Linked DNA regions of Homo sapiens: region 2 is linked to region 1. Evidence: chromatin loops called from intact Hi-C (ENCODE). Cell type or tissue: HCT116. All regions are shown on one strand. Each heading gives the region's core, and the rest is flanking DNA. Links, peaks and the distances in the headings are about the cores only.

Region 1 (10,790 bases), core at 1,623-9,622:
TGGTCTCAAACTCCTGAAGTGATCTGCCCACCTCAGCCTCACAAAGTGCTGGGATTACAGGCGTGAGCCACTGTGCCTGGCCCAAAATTATCTCTATTTGGAGATGACATGATCCTATATGTAGGAAACCCAAAAGACTCCACACACAAAAAAGCTGTTAGAACTAGTAGATGAATTCAGTGAAGTTTCAGGATAGAAAAATCAATGTACAAAAACCGGTTGCATTTCTGTACACAAATAACAACCTATCCAAAAAAGAGATCAAGGGAACAATCCCATTTACAATGGCATCAAAAAGAATAGAATGCTTAGGAATAGAATGCTTAGAAATTTTGCCAGGAGGGTGAAAGCTCTGAACACTGAAAACTGTAAAACTCTAATAATAAGAAATTGAAGAAGACACAAATAAATGGAAAGATATCCCATGCTAATGGATTGAAAGAATTAATATTATTAAAAAGGGTCATACTACCCAAGGCAATATACAGATTCAACACCATCCCTAGCATAATGGAATACTACACGCCCAGGATAAATGATCAAACCACAGCTACATGCAACACAGTTGAATCTCATAAGCATGTTAACTAAAAGATGCCAGGTACAAAAGAATATAAAGTAGCTCCCCCTTATCCATGGGGGATATGTTCCAACACCCCGAATGGATGCTTGAAACCACAGATAGTACCAAACCCTATATATACTATGTTTCTTTCCTATATACACATAACTATGATAAAGTTTAATTTATAAATTAGACACAGTAAGAAATTAACAGTAGTTAATAACAAAATAGAACAATTATAACAATATGCTGTGATAAAAATTACATAACTGTGTTCTCTCCCTTTCTCTCCCACTCTTCCCCTCTTGAAATACTGTAATATTTTCAGACCATTGTTTATCATGGGTAACTGAAACCATGGAAAGAGAAACCTCAGGTAAGGGGGGAACCACTGTATACAATATTATTCCATTCATATAAGTTCAAAAACAAACTAAATTCATGTTTTGGGATGTATGTGTGGTAAAACAGCAAAGAAAAGCAAAGAAACCATCACCATAGAAGGGAACACTATGAGCAGAAGCAAATGGTGCATTAAGTAGGATGCAGCATTTGTGGAACTCAAAGCAAGCAGGTATTCCTGAGTCGTAATGTGAACGGGCCTGGCAAAAGATGACTGAGACGCAGGCAGGGGCAAGTCATGGAGTGCCTTGGGGGTCATGGGTGGGAGATGGATTTTAGGGTGGCAAGGCTGGGGACAGAAAGGCAAGTTTGAGGCTGATGTAGTTGACCAGATGGGGAGAACTGAGCCTGGAATAGAGACAAGTAGAGATGGAGATTGAAAAAAAAATTTTTTTTTAAGTTTGTGACTGAAAAAAAGAGACAAGAAAGAAGTCAAAGATGGTACTGAAGTTGCTGGTGGCTGCAATTGGTTGGCAAGTGGTATAATTTTCAGAAATAGAGGATATCAGGAGAGGATCGAGTCTAGAGCAATGCTGAGGCCAGTTTGGGATATGCTGAATGTGAGGAGAACAGGTGTCCAAGATGTGGTTAAGTTTAGCTCTGAAGCTCACAAAAGAAGTCGGAAACACAGATTTGGGGATAAAACTATGGAAGTAGATGACATTGCCCATGCAAGTAAATGGAGAAAAGTGGCACGCCCCAACTCCAGATTGTACGGGACAGACAGAGGAAGAGGAGACTTGGGATGAGATGGAGAAGGAAGGTCAGATAAGTGCAGAAGCAAACAGTTGCATCATGGAAGGTAAAAGAAGGATAATTTCAAGGAGTGAGTGCTTAGCATGGGAGATCTGGTGAATCAAGGATAAAAAAAAATGTCCAGTCAATTTGGAAAGTAAGACGTCCCTGGAGGACATTCGCAAGAGCTCTTTCATTGAGGCAGAAGTCAAAGAACAGCGAGTTAAAAGTCACCAGCCAGGATTCTAGCTCAAGCAGCTAAGGGGTGCAAAAGGCCGGAAGCGCACCCAGTTTGAGAAACTATTATTTTGGCACCAGGGTCTGCTTTAGCACCACTAAGCTGCAAAAAGATGCGATGGCCTGTGTTCTAGGTCCTAGGGCAAGGGCCGTGTAACAGTGAAGAGAAAAGAGAAACTGAAGAGGAATAGCCCCACCTCCTGCAGTCATTTATTCAACAAGTACCTGTGAGCCCTATCAGTTTAAATGCGACTTGATTATGGCACTCTTCCCCAGTGCCCCTCCCTTCAATACTATCTTAGGTCCCAGCGCTCTATGCTCCCTCAGGGCCTTATACCTCTCCTACTATTGCACTTGCCATACTTTGTTGAAATGAATGTCTTTCTTTTTCACTGCACTCTAAGCTGCCTTGTTTTTAGCTACAATGCCCAATAGGCTGCCTGGCACATGGTAGGTGCAAAATATATATATTTATTTGAATGCATGAATTAGTGAGTGAATGCACGAAGGGTACACAAGAGTGGGATTCTCTTTCTAGAGGGTTTGCTATAATGAAAGGTGAGAGTGGGGGGAGGGGGAGGATAGCATTAGGAGATATACCTAATGCTAAATGACGAGTTAATGGGTGCAGCACACCAACATGGCATATGTATACATACGTAACAAACCTGAACGTTGTGCACATGTACCCTAAAACTTAAAGTATAATAATAATAAAATTTAAAAATAAATAAATAATAAAAAAGATTGACAGTAAAAAAAAAAAAGAAAGAAAGGCGAGAGATTGGATAATAACTGTTGAGAAATGAGACAGACAGAATGGGCTTTTGAAAGGAAGAGACTTTCTTGGGATCATACATCGGGAAGAAGCCAGTGGCGAATGAGAGATTGCATAGAGAAGAGGGAGCTGTTACCTGATTGAACAAGGCCTCAGAGTGGGGAAGAGCCCAAGGACACAGAGGGGGATTTGCTTTGCACAACAGAAAGGACTCCTCTTCCTCAGCAACTAGAGAAGAGGAGGGTGGGTGCAGATGAAGAAACACTGATGGAGGGAATAATGGTTCCTCAAAGATGTCCATGTCCTAATCTCCAGAACCTGTGAATATGTGAGGTTACATAGCAAAGGGGAATTAAGGTAGCAGATAGAATTAAGGTTGTGATACTAGCTGACCCTTATATGAGGAGATCATCTGGATTATTGAGGTGAACCCAATGTCATTACAAGGCTCTTTAAAAGTGGAAGCTGGAGGTGGAAGAGACTTCAGAGTCATAGCCATGCCATGAGAGAAAGACGACTGGCCATGCTGGCTTTGAAGATGGAGCAAGGGGCCAGGAGCCAAGGACCGCGCAGCCTCTAGAAGCTGGAAAAGACAGGGAACAGATTTTTCTCTAAAGCCTCCAGAAGGAACACAGCCCTGCCCACACCTTGAGTTTAGCCCAGTGAGACCTGGGTTGGACTTTCATCCCCAGAAATAATAAATGATTAATATAATATTAATAATAATTAGTGAGATAATAAATGTATGTTGTTGAAGCCACTAAGCTTGGGTAATCTGTTACAGCAACCATAGGGTATGAACACAAGGGGGAATTTGAGGGAGTTCATGCCTGATTACCTCGACGTTCTTACACACTCCCACTATACCCACGATAGCAGAGGCCTGTAAGGAAAACTGTTTGGCCCAGAGCAGAGGAGAGGGAAGAAGATTCAAATGTCCCTGAGAAGTGGTGCTCACTAGCAGGCTTTCCAGTATAGTTCAAATTCACTTCACCTCAGTAGTTCAAAAATCCTCAGGCACCAGTCTTGTGGTGCCCCCAGGTGCCTGGTGGAAGCAAATGCTCTATGGAGGAACACACCTTTATCGCAGCCTCTAAGAATTCTCGCAAATCATTTTTCAAAGAAATTGAACATCTCTCAGTGAAAAATAGCAGACAGAAAGCCTTCAGCGAACATCAATAGAAACAAAAAAGCAGAAAACGACTTGTAAGACTTCAGATTATTCAAATTATCAGACACAAGCAGTCATTCTGCTGCAGTTGGCTTATATAGGTTGGTCAGAGACAACTGTGAGCATCTCTTCCTAATTCTGTATTCAGTGATGTCAAGGTGGTACTTTGAAATCGGCCAAGCTGGGAAGAGTTACACCACAGAAATGAGCAAATGCTACAAATAAAGGCTTTGTCTTTCTTCAGAGAGCTGATAATTAAAAATGTACTAGAACATTGCTGGAGGCAGATTATAAAAATGAATATGAAAATTATCTTTAAAGAAATAAAATCTAGGTGATCTTGACTTTGACAATGAGTGTTTAGATATAAAGCTCAAACACAATCTTTGAAAGAAAAAATTAACAAAATGGGCCACATTAAAATTTAAAACTTCTGTGAAAAATACTTAAGAGAATGACAAGACAAGTTGCAGATTGGGAAGAAATCTTTGCAAAACACATATTCGATAAGGACTGTTATCCAAAATATAAAAAGAACCCTTCAAACTCAACAATAAACACAACACAATTTAAAAATGGCCAAAAGACTAACAGACACCTCACCAAGGAAGATCTACAGATGGCAAATAAGCATATGACAACATGCTTCACATCGTATGTCATCAGGGAAATGCAAATTAAGACAGCAATGAGATACCACTACACACCTATTAGAATGGCCAAATCCAAAGCACCAACGACATGAAATACTGGTGAGAATGTGGAGCAACAGGGCCGGGCGCGGTGGCTCACGCCTGTAATCCCAGCACTTTGGGAGGCCGAGGCGGGCGGATCACGAGGTCAGGAGATCGAGACCATCCTGGCCAACACGGTGAAACCCCGTCTCTACTAAAAATACAAAAAAATTAGCCGGGCATGCTGGCGGGTGCCTGTGGTCCCAGCTACTCGGGAGGCTGAGGCAGGAGAATGGCGTGAACCCGGGAGGTGGAGCTTGCAGTGAGCCGAGATCGCACCACTGCACTCCAGCCTGGGCGACAGAGCAAGACTCCGTCTCAAAAAAAAAAAAAAAAAAAAAAAAAAAAAGAGAATGTGGAGCAACAGAAACTCCCATTCATTGCTGGTGGGAATGCAAAATGGCACGGACACTTTGGAAGACAGTTTAGTTTCTTACAAAGCTAGACATAGCCTTACCATATGACCCAGCAACCATGCTCCTTGGCATTTATCCAAATGAATTGAAAACTTATGTCTAGGCAAATCCTTCACACAAACGTTTCCAGCAGATGCCCCATGTTTGTCACTTAGTTGCCACAAGTTGGTAGCAGTGAAAATCTTCTTCAATAGGTGAATGGGTAAACAAAACTATGGTACATTCAGACAATGAAATGTTATTCAGCACTAAAAGGAAATGAGCCTATCAAGCCATTAAAACACATGGAGGAAACTTAAGTGCATATTGCTAAGTGAAAGAAGCCAATGTGAAAAGGCTATATACTGTATGATTCCAACTATGTGACATTCTGGAAAAGGCAAAACTGTAGAGACAGTAAAAAGGCCAGTGGTTGCCAGGGGTTCAGGGAGAGGGAGGGAGGAAAAGAGGGAGGGATGAGTATGTGGAGCACCGGGGATTTTTAGAGCACTGAAACCAGAAACCATTGTTTATGATACTATAATGGTGGATACATGCCATTACCATGTATTTGTCAAAACCCATAGAATGTACAACACAAAGAATGAACCCTAATGTAAACGGTGGACTTGAGTTAATAATAATGTGTCAATATTGGGTCATCAATTGTAACTTGTGTACCACACTAATGCAAGATGTTGATAATAAGGAAACTGGGACGGGGGGTGGGGCGTACTGTGAGAGGGTATATGGGAATTCTCTATAATTTCCACTCAATTTTTCCGAAACCTAAAACTACACAAAGAAAGGTCTATTAATTTTTTTAAAGGCACCCCAGGTAATTTTGTGCAGCTGGCCCAGTGCCAAGTGTTTAGAAATGACTATTTCAGGCAATACCTACATATTGGTCAAATTGCATCCTTAAATAGATGTCATTGAAAGAATTAATCACTGATTACAGAGTTAGCTCCTTTTGGAAAGGTGTGTTGTATTGATTGATACTCTGGACATAAATAGGCTTTAAATGTAGAGATTTCTTTCTTTGGCCCTACACCTGTAGAAGCACTGCCTGGTAGGATTTCGTAGGAGGAATTCAATCATCAAGTGGGATGTGGATTGGAAATAGGAAGACATTAGATTAGCGTTTCTTTCAACCCAGTAAGTCTGTGAGTGTCCACGCCACTTATCAATGCATTCTCAGCTCCAAAGGCATCCTCCTTTAACTGCTCTGTGATAATGGAGATGGGCTTTGTAAATATTTCTTACCAGCTGGCATAATGTAAATCCTTGTCAGTAGAGGGCGCTAGAGAGAGAGAGACCAGAGGAGAAAAAAGTTTTATCTTCCAGATTCTGGGGTGCCTCATCTTTTTGCCTCCTCCAGAGCACAGCTTGCTTTCTCTGTTGCTGGGCTCCTATGCACATGCTTTCTTTTGAGCTAGGCCCATGCATGTATCATCCCAAAGAAAACCACGTCAAAGCATTTAATAATCAAACGCCCAAAGATCAAACATTAAGAAAGAATCCTAAAAGCAGTAAGAGAATAGAAACAAATAACATACAGTGGAGCCCAAATAAGTCCAGCAGCAGACTCTTCAGTGCAAACCTTACAGGCCAGGAGAGTGTGGCATAGCGTATTTAAAGTGCTAAAGGAATACAACTTTAATGCTAGAATAGAATATCCAGCGAAAATATCCTTTAAGCATGAAGGAGAAATAAAGATCTTCCCAGACAAACAAAAGCTGAGCGATTTCATGAACACCAGACCTGTCCTATAAGAAATGCTAAAGGGAGTTCTTCAATCTGAGAGAAAAGGATATTAATGAGCAATAAGGGATTATCTAAAGGTACAAAACTCACTGGTAATAGCACAAAGAAAAACACAGAATATTATAAGACTGTGTGGTGTGTAAAACACTCAAGTAGAAAGACTAAACAATGAATAAATCAAAAATAATAACTGTAACTTTTCAAGACATAGGCAATACAATAAGGCAAAGGGAAACAATAGAAAGTTTAAAAACAGGCAGATAAAGTTAAAATGTAGAGTTTTTATTAGTTCTCTTTTTGCTTGTTTGTTTATTTGTTTATGCAATCAGTGCTAAGTTCTCATCAGCTTAAAATAATGGATTATCACATAGTATTTGCAAGCCTCATGGTAACCTCAAATGTAAAAATATACAACAAATACGCAAAATGTAAAAAAAGCAAGAAATTAAATCATACCACCAGAGAAAATCACCTTCACTTAAAGGAAAGAAGGAAGGAAGACAGGAAAGAAGGAAGAAAACACCACAAAACAAACAGCAAACAAATTACAAAATGACAAGAGTAGTCCTCACTTATCGATAATAACATTGAATGCAAATGGACTAAACTCTGTAATCAAAAGACATAGAGTGACTGAATGGATGAAAAAACAAGACCCTACAAGAAACTATTGCTTACAAGAAACACACTTCACCTATAAAGATACACAAAGATTGAAAATAAAGAATGGAAAATATAGTCCATGCTCCTGCTTCTCCAATGGACTCAAAATCTCATCCAAGAAAAGCATTTATCTTTCTCATCCCTAAACACATCTGCACACCTCTCCTAAGACCTGATGGTTACTGTCTATAAATTTCAGCCTCTAATTACATCAAGTCAATTACTATGCTATTTCAGACTTAGAGAAATGGATAATCCATATATAATATCTGATGTTTTAACTTATATTTGAATGTGAATATCTCTAGCGTTTGAAAAATCTCTAACATTCAAACAAGAGTGTTAAAACTCTGCGCTGAAGGCCTTACAAAGCAGTCCAGCTTTGGAGTCCAGGTCTCCTGCTGCCCAGTCCACCCTAGGGCTGCAAAGCATCACTGCCCAAGCCCAGACTGAGTTGACGGCTGTCTGCATAGGTGGCAAAGAGACTGTGTGTTTTTCTCCCCACTTTTGGTGAGCCCCATGTGGTGGTGCTCAGGATGAAAAGGATCCCCCTAACTCCAGCTGACATCTACTTGGCAAGCAGGGCAATGGAAGGCTTCAACATTGGTTCTCAAAGATGGAGCCTCATGTACACAGTCCTTACTTGGCAGTCATATGTTATGGTCCTGGCACACAACAATGGCAACAAGAACAATGGCAACAACAACAACAACAGTGGGTCTCGGTTTTGTTTTCATTTTATTGGTCCATGCAACTCAAAACCTGTGACTAGGTGGTCTGAACTCACTGTCTCTCTTTTTGCCCTCCCAGACATTTCTGTCCCTTGGGAGTGCTCTCAGCAGAGTCCACACCACCTCCTTGCAGTCAAATCCAGGGAACACTTCTTTGTCTTACCAGATGTCCCAGCAACACTTGACACTCTGGATCACTCTTTCCATCTTAGAACTCTTGACTTTCTTGGCTCCCATGCCCCCTCTGCCCTGACTCTTTGCTTGTCTCTGCCAACCCCCCGAGCTCTTCCCGGGCCGCTCTTCTTTCACCTGCCCTGTCAGTGCCAATGATCTAGTATGTCTCCTTGGCTCACTTGTCTTCTCATTTTACATGTTTTCCCCAGGCAAATTTACACATTCTCATCAGGGCCAACTTCATGGGTGTTTGGCCTGTGCACTCACACAGGGCCCCATGCTTAGAAAGGCCCCATTCCTGATTCAATGCTTTCCTATCACCATCTGGAAATTTGTAATACTTTTGAACAAGGTACCCTGCATTTTTCATTTTGCCCTGGGCCCTACACATTACACAGCTAGCCAGTTCTGCCTCTCGAGGTTTTACACCTTTAGGCTGAAATCTGTAGCCCGGCCTTTCTCCTGGGCACCAGACCCATCTACCCCGTCACTCCTGGACATGTTACAGGCTCTTCCACTTCAAATAGCTTCTCTTTCTTTTTTTATTCTTTATTTTTATTTTTTAATCTCAGGGACTGGCATCACTTTCCACCCAGGCACCCAAGGTCAAGATTGATTCTGAAGACAATGTTCTTCCTTTGACTTCATTGACAACCTCATCTCCTGGACCTCCTCCTATTTTGGACTCTTCTCCCTCCTTTGCAGACCACTATATCTCAGCTGCTTGCTTAAATGTGGCTGCCTTAAGGGAATTTATCTGGGAGAAATTTATGTGTTTACTGAGTGGGGCAAAAAGTGTGTCTCTGAAATATGCTTGCCAGGTTGAGGCAAGTGGAGTCTCTGGAGCTTTGAGAGTATGAGGTCTCTGGACCGCAGTCTCTGTGTGAAGGTGAGCTTGACACTGCATTGTAGAGCACCTGTCATAAGACTGAGGATACAGGAATCTCAACATCAAAGAATGGTGGAGATGATGGGGGTGGTGAAGGCAAAAGCCTCCCGAGGCATCCTTTAGCCTTGCCAATAATTGAACTTGTGGCTGAGAACCTTCCAGATAACTTCTAAAGGCAAAGTTAAGTCATCTGTGGTGCTTTTTCTGTAGTTTATTGTTTTAGTCCATTTTCTGTTGCTTACAACAGAAGACCTGAAACTAGATAATTTATAAAGAAAATAAATTTTTTCTTACAATTCTGGAGGCTGAGAAGTCATAGGTCAGGGGGCCGTATCTGGTGAGAGCCTTCTTCCTGGTGGGAACGCTGTTGCATCCCAAGGCAGTGCAGGGCCTCATATGGTGAGGAAGCTAGGCGTACTTGCTCAGGCCTCTCTTCCTCTTCTTGTAAAGCCACCAATTCCACTCCCATGATAATCCACTAACCCATTCATAAGGGCAGAAGCCCTGCTCTTTTGAGCTGACACTACAAACCCTCCAAATGATGGGAACATTTCTCTGCAGTGCAGTCACATGTAATTCCATTGAGGATTAGCTTTGCTCAGTCCTAGCAAAATTATGTTTTTGAGAAATTTATTTTACAAGGGACGATCAGGTCCACTTTCATTTGCTTAATTTGTTTTCAAGAAATGAAAGTGATGATCCCAACCGTAGTTTCCAAATCGTGAAGCTGAAGGTTAAATTACAAAGAGTTCCTCTGTCCTCAAATTTTACGAAAATTAGCCAACTTTTTATTACCTCTCTTTCCTGAGTTCCTTTCCAACTGTCTACTGGACATCTCCACTTGGATACCCATAGGTACCCCCCAAGACTGCTATGCATTGTTGCACAGGTTGTGAAGTGCACAAGGGGGCCACATCTAAGGGGGACTGCTATGGTCTGAATGTCCCCAGTATTCACTTGTTGAAATTTGATCCCCATGGTGGTGGTGTTAAGAGTTGGGGCCTGCTGGGAAGTGATTAAGTCATGAGGGCTTGTCCTCATGAATGAGATTCAGTGCCCTTATAAAAGGGCTTAACAGAAGGTGTTCACCCTTTTACCTTCTGCCATGTGAGGACACAGCGTTTCTCCTCTCTGAAGAATGTAGCAACAAAGGCATCATTTTGGAAGCAGAGAGACCAGGCCCAGACCAGCGAGAGGTTTGATGTTTCACATCCCAGCCTCCAGAACTTGTGAGAAATAAATATCTATTGTTATCTATTGTTTCTAAATTACCCAGTCTGTGGTATTTTGTTGTAGCAGCACAAACAGACTAAGACAGGGATCCTTCAGAATGAGGTCCACATAGATTTCTAGGTCTATTATGGCAGTCTCTTGGCATATGGCAGCCAAAGGTTGAGCTTTAACAAAATTGGTTATACTATGACAATTTTATGACTAACAGAAGTCCAGTGTTGTTAGGAAGGGTTTTCTTTTTTCTAATATACACAAAGGCAACTTATGGGCTTGGACTTAGGGTGGGTCAAGCTCAACATGTCTAGAATGAATTCAT
Region 2 (10,790 bases), core at 1,506-9,505, 140 kb before region 1:
ACAGTCACTCAAAATCCCTCTCCCCATCACCTCTAGTGGATGCAAGTAGGAGACTGTATCTCGTTCTCTTCTGTTATTAGGCAGGCTCTGGCAAAATTTGAGAAGCCCCAGCATGTTGGAATAGAAAGTGGCCTTTGGCATCAGATGAACTTGAATTTCCATTCTACCTCTGTTATGGGTTGAATTATGTCCCCACAAAGTTCATATGCTGAAGTCCTCATTGTCAGTACCTCAGAGGGTGACGTTATTTGGAGATGGGGTTGTTGCAGATGGAATGAGTTCTGTTAGAATAAGGTCATACTAGAATGGGTAGGTCCTACTCCAATCTGACTAGGGTCCTAACAAGAAGGGAACATTTGGGCCGGGCACGGTGGCTCACACCTGTATCCCAGCACTTTGGGAGGCCGAGGCGGGCAGATCAGCTGAGGTCAGAAGTTCAAGACCAGCCTGGCCAACATGGTGAAACCCCATCTCTACTAAAAATACAAAAATTAGCCTGGTGTGGTGGTGGGCATCTGTAGTCCCAGCTACTCAGGAGGCTGAGGCAGGAGAATCGCTTGAACCCAGGAGGCAGAGGTTGTAGTGAGCCAAGATCATGCCACTACACTCTAGCCTGGGTGACAGACTGAGACTCCATCTCAAAAAAAGAAAAAAAAGAAGGGGACATTTGGACACAGAGACGGAGACACAGGGAGAACACCATGTGAAGATGAAGGCAGAGATTAGGGTGATGCTTCTATAAGCCAAGGAACAATGCCAAAGATTGTTAGCAAACTCCCAGAAACTAAATGAGGGGCCCGGAACAGATTCTGCCTCACAACACTCAGAAGGAACCTACCCTGCTGACACCTTAATCTCAGACTTCCAGCTTCCAGAACTGTGTGTGAAACAGTCCATTTCTGTTGTTTGAGTCCCTCTTTGTGGTACTTTGTGAGGCAACTGGAGCAAACTAAGACACCCTTCCTCCATAGCTTGGCCAATTGCACAGAGTGGGCAGAGAGGCTAAGCCACTCTATCTCTTGAGGTCATGGAGAGGCCAGACCAGGGAAGGCTGATCTAGAAGCTGAGCTGGCCATGGAGGAGAGGAGGAAGGTGCTTCTCCAAGGGCACTCAGTGGCCAAGTTAGAGCCTTCCTGGGTTCTCAACTCCTTGCCTTTTCTCCTCCCCAATACCCCAGAGGACCCCAGACTTCTCTGGGAAGGAAAATGAAAGGAAATTATGGTGGTAAAGTGCTCAGCCCAGTGCCTGGTAGAGCAGACAGAGTGTAGGAGTTGGTCTCCCTTTCCTGAGTGGTGGGAAAGGCTAATGATTCCACTTAGGGGTCCACAAGGCTTGGGAATGCCCACACCCCCACTAGCCTACAAAGGAAGAAGCCAGGGCAAGGCACTCAAAGTGGCAGGTCCAGAACAGCAGGCACTTCCACTCCACACCCATGTCGGGGGTGGGGTCACACCAACTCCCCCGTCTCCATTTGGCGAGGTTGTCAGGTTTGTAACCCCAGGCAGGGGGCTGTACAGGGCCTACTTTCCTTCATTAGTCCTCATGCCTATCTCTAAGGCAGGCGTCATCATCCGTGATATAGTTTTGATATTTTTCTCCTCCAAATCTCATGTTGAAATGTAATCAATCCCCAGTGTTGAAGGTGGGACCTAGTGGAAGGTGTTTGGATCATGGAGGCGGATTCCTCATGAATGGCTAGCGCCATCCCCTTGGTGATGAATGAGTTCAGGGGAGATCTGGTTGTTTAAGTGTATGTGGCACTTCCCTGCTCTCTCTGTTGCTCCTGCTATCATCATATGATGTGCCTGCTCCCTTTTTGCCTTCTGCCATGATTGTAGGCTTCCTGAGGTCTTCACCAGAGGCAGATGCTGGCGCTGTGCTTCCTGTAAGCCTGCAGAACCTCTAGCCAATTAAACCTCTTTTCTTTATAAATTACCCAGCCTCAGGTATTTCTTTATAGCAATGCAAGAACGGACTCACACAATCCCTAAGAATTAGAATCACCCATTCAAGGGCCCAACGATCTCATCAGTGGTGAAGTCAAGCTGCAGGGGGAGGTGGGATGGGAATCTGAGTCCATCTGATGATAAAGGCCACCTTTTCCCACCCCCAACATGCTGGGTCTCCCTAACAACTGAAGAGAATGAAATGCAGGCCCTGGGGGCAGTCTGGGGGCACAGCCCAAAGTTGCCGTTTTGACACCTTATGCTATAGCTCCAAGATTCAGTGAAGTTTGCATTCTAAAACATAATACATCCATGTTTGTTTAAATATAAGAAAGTAATATTTATGTTACCTACCAGTTAAATTAACCCTCCCTGCCCTGCCGCATTTTAGAGCAAAATTGACCCTCCAGGGGAATGGGTCATAGGCTGTAAGGCTCCCAGCTGGAGACCCCTGGCATTCTACCATGCTGCCATTGAACACTGACAAGTCCTGTCACTTCCCTATTCGAAGGGAGCAGGAATTGCTTCCAGCATACTGCCCTTAGGACTTAAGCCAAGAGCATCACTGCTCACTGCCCCCCTCCCCCAGCCCTACATCTGGCACCTGTTCATCCAGCAGGCCCTACGCCTCCCTTACCAGGCCCTGTGTGTGCTCCCTACCCCTGTGAGGGCTCGGGGCCTTGCAAACCTCTGCCAGGCAGTGGTCCAGCTCCGCCACATGTTTCCAATGCCTGGCAATGAGCCCTGCCTACCTGCCTACCACCACTTGGGATGCCAGAGCCGTGCCTGGGGACCAGAGGCACTCGGTGGGATTGGCATGACTTATCTCTCCTGGCCTTATCTCTTGATAGAGGATCATCACTAACTTGCTCATTCTCAAGAGTATTTACTGTATGCCAGGTACTTGTAAGTGACAACAAGAAGTGGTCACAGGGTCGTGGGAGGAAAAGATGTTATAGTACAGGATGGTAAGTGCTGTGGCCCAGGCAAACTCAGGGGGCTATGACCACAAGGAAGGAAGCCAAGCCTAGCCAGAGGAGAGGGCACAGAGGAGGTGTCACTCCTGGAGGAAGTGATATCTATGATAAGCCTGGAAGACCCCCATGAGTCTGGGGAAGGAAGAGCATTCCAACCTAAGCCTGTGGCAGCACACACTCCTAGCATGGGCTGCCCTTTCAACGATCCAAGAAGCCACTAGCCTTTTTAGCTAAGGATCCCCAAGCACCGCCACAAGGCTGGCAGGCCTAGTATACTAGGGTTAGCACCCAAGAGCACATCAGCCCCGTTTGTCAAGGCAGGGCCCCCTTGGCCCAGGCTGAGTGATCCATGGTTGTCTCATTGGTGGGGCATTCTCCTCACCTCCATGCACATGCACATGCCCATGGCAGAGGAGGGTGGCAAATTACAGAGTGCCCAGAAAATCACTTGAGGCCACAGGCTGTGTCCCTAGAAAGTAGCTTGTGTATACGTGGGATCCTATAAAGCAAATGTTCTCTTCCCCTCGGCCACAGTGATTGTGATTTCAGAGGAATTTTAGGTTTATGGTAGAGGGAAGTGTTCTCCAGCTGGCTCAGTCAAGCCCCAAAGAGTTTACCCACAGTGGCCCCAAGAGGGCCTCCTGGGCTCCGGACTGTCTGACGTATGTGCCCATTTCATGACCGAATGGCTGAGGGTTCCAGCAGAACCCTGGGAAAAGTTTGGCAAAGGCTGGGGGCTGGATGCTGGTATCACATCATTTGCCTTCTCCAAGCTGCACCAGGAAACCCCCCAGGTCCTCCCCTGCAGAAATGTAGTGGCCTTGGGCGCTGGGTTCCAGTCCTCTGTTTAATGGGCCACTGGGGACATGTGAATGGATTTATCCTGTACTACTGGAGGTGAGGGTTGTGGGTGTGATGGGGGGATACGTTTCCCTAGGTTAGCTCTCCTGACACTGAGAGATCATAGCTGCACTGAGGGCAGAGACCTTGGCCTTTGTCTCCAGTACCCAGCTAGCTTAGCGCCTGGCACATAGTAGGTGCCCAAAAGATATTTGTCACACAAATAAATGAATGAGTATGTGGATGGATGGATGGATGGATGGATGGATGGATGGATGGATGGATGGAAGGACAGATGGATGGATGGATGGGGAGGAAATCTGGGTGATAAAGGGCAGGTTGGGAGATGACAGGAAGACTTATAGAAAGAGTGGGCTCGCATTCTGGAGGGGTCCTTGGGAGGTAGGAAGTTGTATCTGGGCAGCCCAGTGAATGATAACTGGTGCCAGGTAACTGCCAAGCGCTTCATATGCATGGGCCCATCTACCCCTCAGCATCCCACGAAATGCTCAGTAGAATCCTTTGAGGTGAGGACTCTCACTCCTCCCCAGCCACCACTATAGATGAGATAACTGAGGCTTAGAAAGCTAAGGTAACTTGTCCGGGCCCCAAGCTACTAAGTAGCAGAGCTGGAATTCAAACCTAGGCTGAGCCTCAGAGTCCCCTGAGCAGATGGGGAAGTGAGGAGGCAGGGATCCTGTCCCCAACACCTAACCAGAGCAAGTTCATTGTGATCCATTTTTCTACAGGGACTTCACCTAAAATTTCCCCTGAAAGACAGATCCGCTGCTTTTGCACTGCACTGCGCCCTGACTTGGGCCGTAACTAAGATCCTGCCTCTCCTGACACAACAAGGGACTCATAACCCCTAGGCAAGTCCCCTCTGTTTGAACCCCCAACCAGTGCCCCTCTGGGACCTGGGGAGATTCCTATGTCACTGTGTGGTTGAGAGGAGATCCAGTGCCTGGTGCAGCCCTAGCCCAGGCCTGGTGCTGAGAAAGTGCTCTGGAAACAGGCTGTATTAGGATGACCCACAAGCATTATTAATAACCAGACAGAGGGCACCGGTGTGTGTCAAACCCAGAAGGTGAGACAAGGACAGGCAGGCAAAGGAGGAGTGAAGTCAGTGGCTAAGAAAGGCCAGTGTGAGGGAGGGAGGATGGGTCAGACCTGAGCGGGCCCAGCTACTTAAAGAAGCCACAAAGGCCTGCCTCTGGTCAGCCCAGGCTCCCTGTGGCTGCTGGCCCGGGCTTTCCCCTGGGGGGAAACAGCTCAGGCTTTGTGCTACTTCGATGCTCACACACAGGCACACCCACTTCCATGGGCCCCTGCACATGGGAACCCATGCGTATTGATGGCCTTCCTCATCCACACCCCATGTCATTCTCATCCCCATGCGTACACCATTCAGACGTTGCGCCAACCAACCACTCCTCCACTCCCCTTCATTTAACAAATACCACAAAGCAGCCCTTCTGGGACAATCCCTGGGGCTACAGAAGACCCAAGACAACCCCTGTCCTCTCAGAACTGACAGTAAAAACCTCAATGACCACACAGTGGCTACACAGTGCTGTGACAGAGTGAAGCACGGAGGTTGAGGGAGCCTTGAGAAGGAGCTACCTGACTCAGCCTGGAGGCGTGGGCAGGGATGGAGCCTGGCGACACACAGCTCCGGATGAAACTTGGGAACCTAGCTTTAAGCCAAACAGCATGTGGTGTTTCCTTCCATGACAGTCACTGATCCAGGGGTGAGCAGGTGAACTAGGCAGACCCATCAAGATCTTTACTGACTCTCTCACCCAGTGAATTCCAACAAGGAGTTGTACAGCCAGAATCGCTATAGACAGTCATGTTAGGGACACAAGGGGAATCAGCCTTCAGATGAATGCCATGGATGGCAACAAAGAGAAGCAGAAAGAATCTGGGCGCTTGGAGATAGAGTTGGGCCAGCCCTATCTTTGGACTTCCTGTCTCATGAGCTAATAACTTTCCTAATTGTTTAAAATTTTGAAAGCAGGCATAGGTGCATTGCAAGCTGAGACAATGGGCCAAGAGAGGCTCCCGGGACTGGATTGTCAGACATCTTACAGGGCCTAGGTGGCGACTTTGAGATGCTGTAAAGCCAAAACCAGGAGGCTTCCACCCAGCCCATCGAGAGCAGCTCAGGGCAGACCTGGAGCACAGCTGCTGTGGCTTCAGGAACTTGGTCTGTTGTCCTGGGACTTGGGCCATGTCTCAGAGTGACTGATAGTGTCGCACAGCAGGCTCATGTCTCCCTGGCCCCTCTGGACTCCAGGGCCTGGCTCACCGAGGCCCACTCCCTTCTCCACTCCAGAATGCAGGCCCTGGCTGGTGAGGTGACGGGAGAGAGGTGTGGAGGGGGAGCGAGCGTTGGGCAAGTGGCGGAAGATGAGGCTAGAGACGGTGGAAGAGACGTGGGATCTGCAAATGTTCTGAAATGCAAGCTAGGGAGCTTGAATTTCATCCAGAAGGCAATGGGGAGGCCCAGGAAAGTTTTAAGCAGGGGCAGGACATGTTCAGATCTGCGCTTCAGAAACATCTCTCTGGCATCAGGAGATGTGATTGAAGGTTACGTTAATTAATGTATGGATTCTTCCCTATGTGCTTTCAAACTGGATTTGAGGCCAACTTCTAGGCACTAAGTTCAGAGAATAGAGAGAATGGAGTTTGAACCATGGCCTCTCCGCTCACTTGCTGTATGACCTTGCACAAAGCTTTTCCTTGTCTGGGCCTCAGTTTTCCCATCTGTAAAATGGGAATAATAACATGCCTTGTCAGAATCGTTGTGAGAATTAGAGGTTGTATAGCATGGAAAAATGAAATTGAGAAATAGAACTCTTCTTCTTTATTTATATATATCTGTTCCCTAGTTCACAGCTAAGGCCACTTTGTACTTGGAGCATCTGAATAGCCCAGCAGAACAGCACCCTCTGGAGAGGCAAATGGCCACCCTGCATCCTATCCCAAGTGTATTCCAAATGGGACACAGGGTAGTGGGCACCAACCACTAGAAGGAGAGTTGCCGAGAAAATGAAAGAGCCACTTGTCTAACAGTCAATATCCCTTTCAGAATCAAGGCATGTTCTGGGTCAACATCAATGGAGCAAGGCAGAGAGCTGAAATTCACCGTTCTATTTTCTTTTGAGTGACATGGAATGCTCTTTTTCTAAGCAAAGAAAAACAAAACAGCCCATGCCATTGTTCTGATATCAATTCAAAGTACTTTTGGTGGGAGCAGTTCCCTCCCACTCCACCCTCCAAGGTTGATTCCCTTACAATCCACAGCAGCTGGACAAGCTCCAGCTACGCTTGCCAGAGAAAATGCAGGGAGCCCTGTTACATTTGTTTTTCAGACAAACAACGAATAATTTCATAGTATAAGTATGTTCCAAAGATCGCATGGAACATACTTCTACTACAAAAGATTTGTTGTTTATCTGACATTCAAATTTAACTGGGCATCCTGTATCTTTATTGACTAAAACTGGGAAACCCTAGCTCCAGCCAAACCCTGCAGGAGTTAGACCAGCGCCTGGCCACAAATCTGGGTTACTAGGCAAATTGCAGGGGGCATAAAGCCTGCCTGAGCTCCAACCCCAGCTCTGCCCACGCCTCCAGAGGCAGCCATCTTGTGGATGGCACAGAAATTGGGAGGCAGCCAAGTACACTGCATCCTACCTGTGCTGGGCTATGGAGGCAGGTGAAGGGAGTTGATCCCTCTGCACACCCAATTCTAAAAGCATCCGGTCACGGGGGTGGGTACTTTTTGAACCACTACCCCAGACTGTCAGCCTCTGCTTCCCTCCCCCAGCCCCAGAAGCTGCCTGCAAGCTCAGCTGTGCCCAGTTTGGGAACCACTCCTGGCCAAGCAAGACAGTGCAGCAATAGCTCACACAACACTTTTGTGTGTGTGTGTGTGACCAAGTCCTGCTCTGTCGCTCAGGCTGGAGTGCAGGGGCATGATCTCGGATCACTGCAACTTCGGCCTCCCAGGTTCAAGCCATTCTCCTGCCTCAGCATCCTGAGTAGCTGGGACTACAGGCGGGAGCCACTGTGCCCTGCTACTTTTTGTATTTTTGGTAGAGATGGTGTTTTGCCATGTTGGCCAGGCTGGTCTCAAAGTCCTGGCTTCAAGCGGTCTGCACCCAACACATTTTTGTGGAGCACCTACTGCACACCAGGCTGTCTGCTTGGTGTGAGAGAGAGAGAGAGAGAGAGAGAGGGAGAGAGAGAGAGAGATGGTGGTAAGCAAAGAAGGCACTGCCCCTATCCTCCAGGAGCTCAAAAACTGCTATTTGCCAAGGACTGCTTCTGTGCCAGACACTTTACAGGAGTCCTTGTGTTCAGGCCTCATAATAATCCTAGTGCTATTATGATCATCCTGTTTTATAAATGCAGATAAAGAGGCTCAGAAACAAGCTAGGAAAAGGGAGGTAGATTTCAACTGAGGTTTCTCAGACTCAAGGAGACAGGAAGTGCTCAGAGGGTGGAACCACAACACAGTGAATGTGCTGGGGATAACCCTGGGGAAGGAGGGGTCCCTCGTGTTTGGTGGAAGGGGGCGGGAGGCTTCTTAAAGGCGGAGGCATGCACAGCTGGCTCTGCAGAGCTGGAGGCCCTCTAAGGCAGCGAGGTGTGAAGGAGTGGACTTTGGGACAAAAAGGAGGTTTGTTTTACTACGTTGTTCAAACTTATGACATCCTCCCAAAGTGGGCACTGTCGTTATTTGGCTTGAGCCCCAGCTACGCTTGGCAGCGGAAGACAACAGCTTCCTCTCGCATGGCCCTGCCCTGGAGAATTGTCACAGCTCCTCAGATGGAGACATCACAGTTAGGAAGTGTCACCCAAGAAGCAAGTCTTCACCCCCAGCCACAACTGCCAGATTTCATTCATTCATCCATTTGTTTCTTCAGCAACAAGCACTTCCTAAGCACCTGCTAGCTGCCAGGTCCTATGCTGGGCATGGGGTGAGTGTGGGGTTGATGAACCCTGTATTGATAGCGAACGGTATTGGGGCCCCCTCACTAACCATCCCTACCCCTCCCGCCACTCTTTCGGGCTCTAGGGATGCGGAACAGGGCAGACGCGGTTCTCAGAAGCTGCCCCTCCCCCAGCACAACGCGAGGGTGGGCTTTGGAGCTTATGGCTTGTCAGCAAAAGAGAGCGCATGCAGGGCCTTGGCCGGTGGCAACCTGAGGGTAGCAGGTTCCCATCCCAGAATTCCCCTGGGCAGGCCAGCTTCTGAGGGAGTGTCCTGTTCCCTCCGGACTTGGCTCGATGGGGAGCCCCAGCCGAGTTACTGGCAGTCACCACCCTCCCGGGTCCCACCCACGCAGCGGCCAACGGAAAGCTCTGGCCCTCCCAGGCTGGAGTTTGTGCCAGGCAGGCTCCAGTAGCGGGGCAGGGCCCGGGTGCTTCGCTCGGCAGCCCCCACGCCCCTTCCTCCACACCCGAGGGTTGGCAGAGGTCCCCTAAGCCCTCGGCCTGTTCCGACCGCGCGCGAGTCTCCGCACCACTCGGTGCCCTTGACCGCGGACCTCGCTGCCTCTCCATTGGCCCGGCCGGTCACGTGCGCGGCCGCCGGTCCCAGCCGGCTACAGAGCCGCTGCTGTGCCCGGTCTTGCAAATCGCCGCCGTCCAGCCGCCTGCTCTGGTGCGAGTCTTCTCCGCTTTACGACTCGGACTCAGAAAAGCCGGCCTGGGCTTCGGCCACTTCCCCAGCACCCGTGTCTGCCCTTCCAATTGCCCCTTTCCTGCCTGGCACGACCTGGCCTTGCTCACTGCACGCTTCCCTTCTAAGTGAGCCTTCTTTTTCCTTTCCCTCAGCCAGCCTTGAAGTCTCCTTCGACAGAGAGTGAGACCTGCTGTCCTCCCTGCCCTTAGTCACTGTCCACTCAGCCTAATGCCTCTGTGGAAGAGGAGGAGCCGCCATCTCTGAACTGTTAATGGAGGTGGGGAAAGAGAGCCAAGCTAGGAAACAGGTTGATAGACGGATCGGCCCAGTCAACTGTGAACACAGCTGCTGATTCATGCAATATGTGTTTACTGAGCACCTACTGGGTATCAGCAAGGTGTTAGGTGCTAGAGACGGAGCAGGGAACAAAACAGGTAAGATCCCTGCCCTTAGAGACCCACCATTCTAGAGGATAAAGCCAGACATCCCAGGTGTGGCCTTTCACAAGACCGCCCCTTAGATGCAATCAGGGGCATTCATTCATTCATTCATTCATGCAAGTGTTCTCTCACCAAGTCATTTCTGAGCTCTCCCCACCCTGGGTCCTGAATTCTGCTGGGCACTGTAAGGAGAGGAGAGAGGAGATCCATCAGCACCAGTCCTAGCCCTCAAGAAGCTCAAAGCCCAGTAGATGTGAAACCCTATAATTATACTGGAAGCTAGTAAGGGCTGTGCCTAAGGTATTACTCTGGGCACAGAGGACAATGCAGTCTGAGCATGGCTGGGTGTTCTGCAGAGAGCAAGAGCAGAGCCACTTACTGAGAAGGGTAGGAAAGCTCAAACTTGTTTTCTGACACCACGGTTGGTATCATGTCTCCAGCCTAGGCTGGTGGCTTGACTTGCTGTCCTGTGAAAACACCAGTGTGGTTGTGACTCATTAGGCTGGGCGGGTGGCAGGAGGATTGCCAATTACATTTGAATTTCAGACACACACACTCACCACACACACATCATTTTTAATGTAAGTATATTTCAAATATTACATGGGACATACTTATACAACAAAATTCATTGTTTACATGACATTCAAATGTAAGTGAGTGACCTGTATTTTTATTTTCCAATTCTGGCAACTTTTGAAGGTGAGGTGTGGGAATGGGCCGAGGTGAACTTGTCTAGGAAGAGCAGGGGCCCCAATGACTACAGTGCCCAGTCTGGTGCTCCCCTCAAATGAAAAGGTGTCCTGGAGCCCTGCAGCCTTGAACTGGAGTCCAGGCTATTGCTCGCTGACCCTGCTGCAGGGGTGGGCCTGCATGATAGAGGAGGGGA

What was found. Hi-C counts contacts between places; a loop is a spot of excess contacts. Peaks named below come from ENCODE experiments on the same cell type or tissue, not always from the same donor. Only the 100,000 strongest peaks of a DNase experiment are listed, where the experiment ranks them.
Region 2: a loop joins it to region 1, with 2.8 times the contacts of the local background. A loop is called at or near these places in 6 of 110 quality-filtered maps.

Annotation. Positions count from the first base shown.
Region 1 is chrX:150,677,429-150,688,218 of GRCh38, forward strand. No RefSeq gene overlaps it. Among named protein-coding and RNA genes, the nearest start is that of MTMR1, 11 kb to the right of the region's middle. In HCT116, for the core only: CTCF peaks have their summits at 3,756 (motif pointing left) and 6,312 (motif pointing right); DNase peaks (open chromatin) are centred at 3,743 and 6,313.
Region 2 is chrX:150,538,519-150,549,308 of GRCh38, forward strand. No RefSeq gene overlaps it. Among named protein-coding and RNA genes, the nearest start is that of MTM1, 25 kb to the right of the region's middle. In HCT116, for the core only: no CTCF peak of the experiment used is centred there; a DNase peak (open chromatin) is centred at 5,863.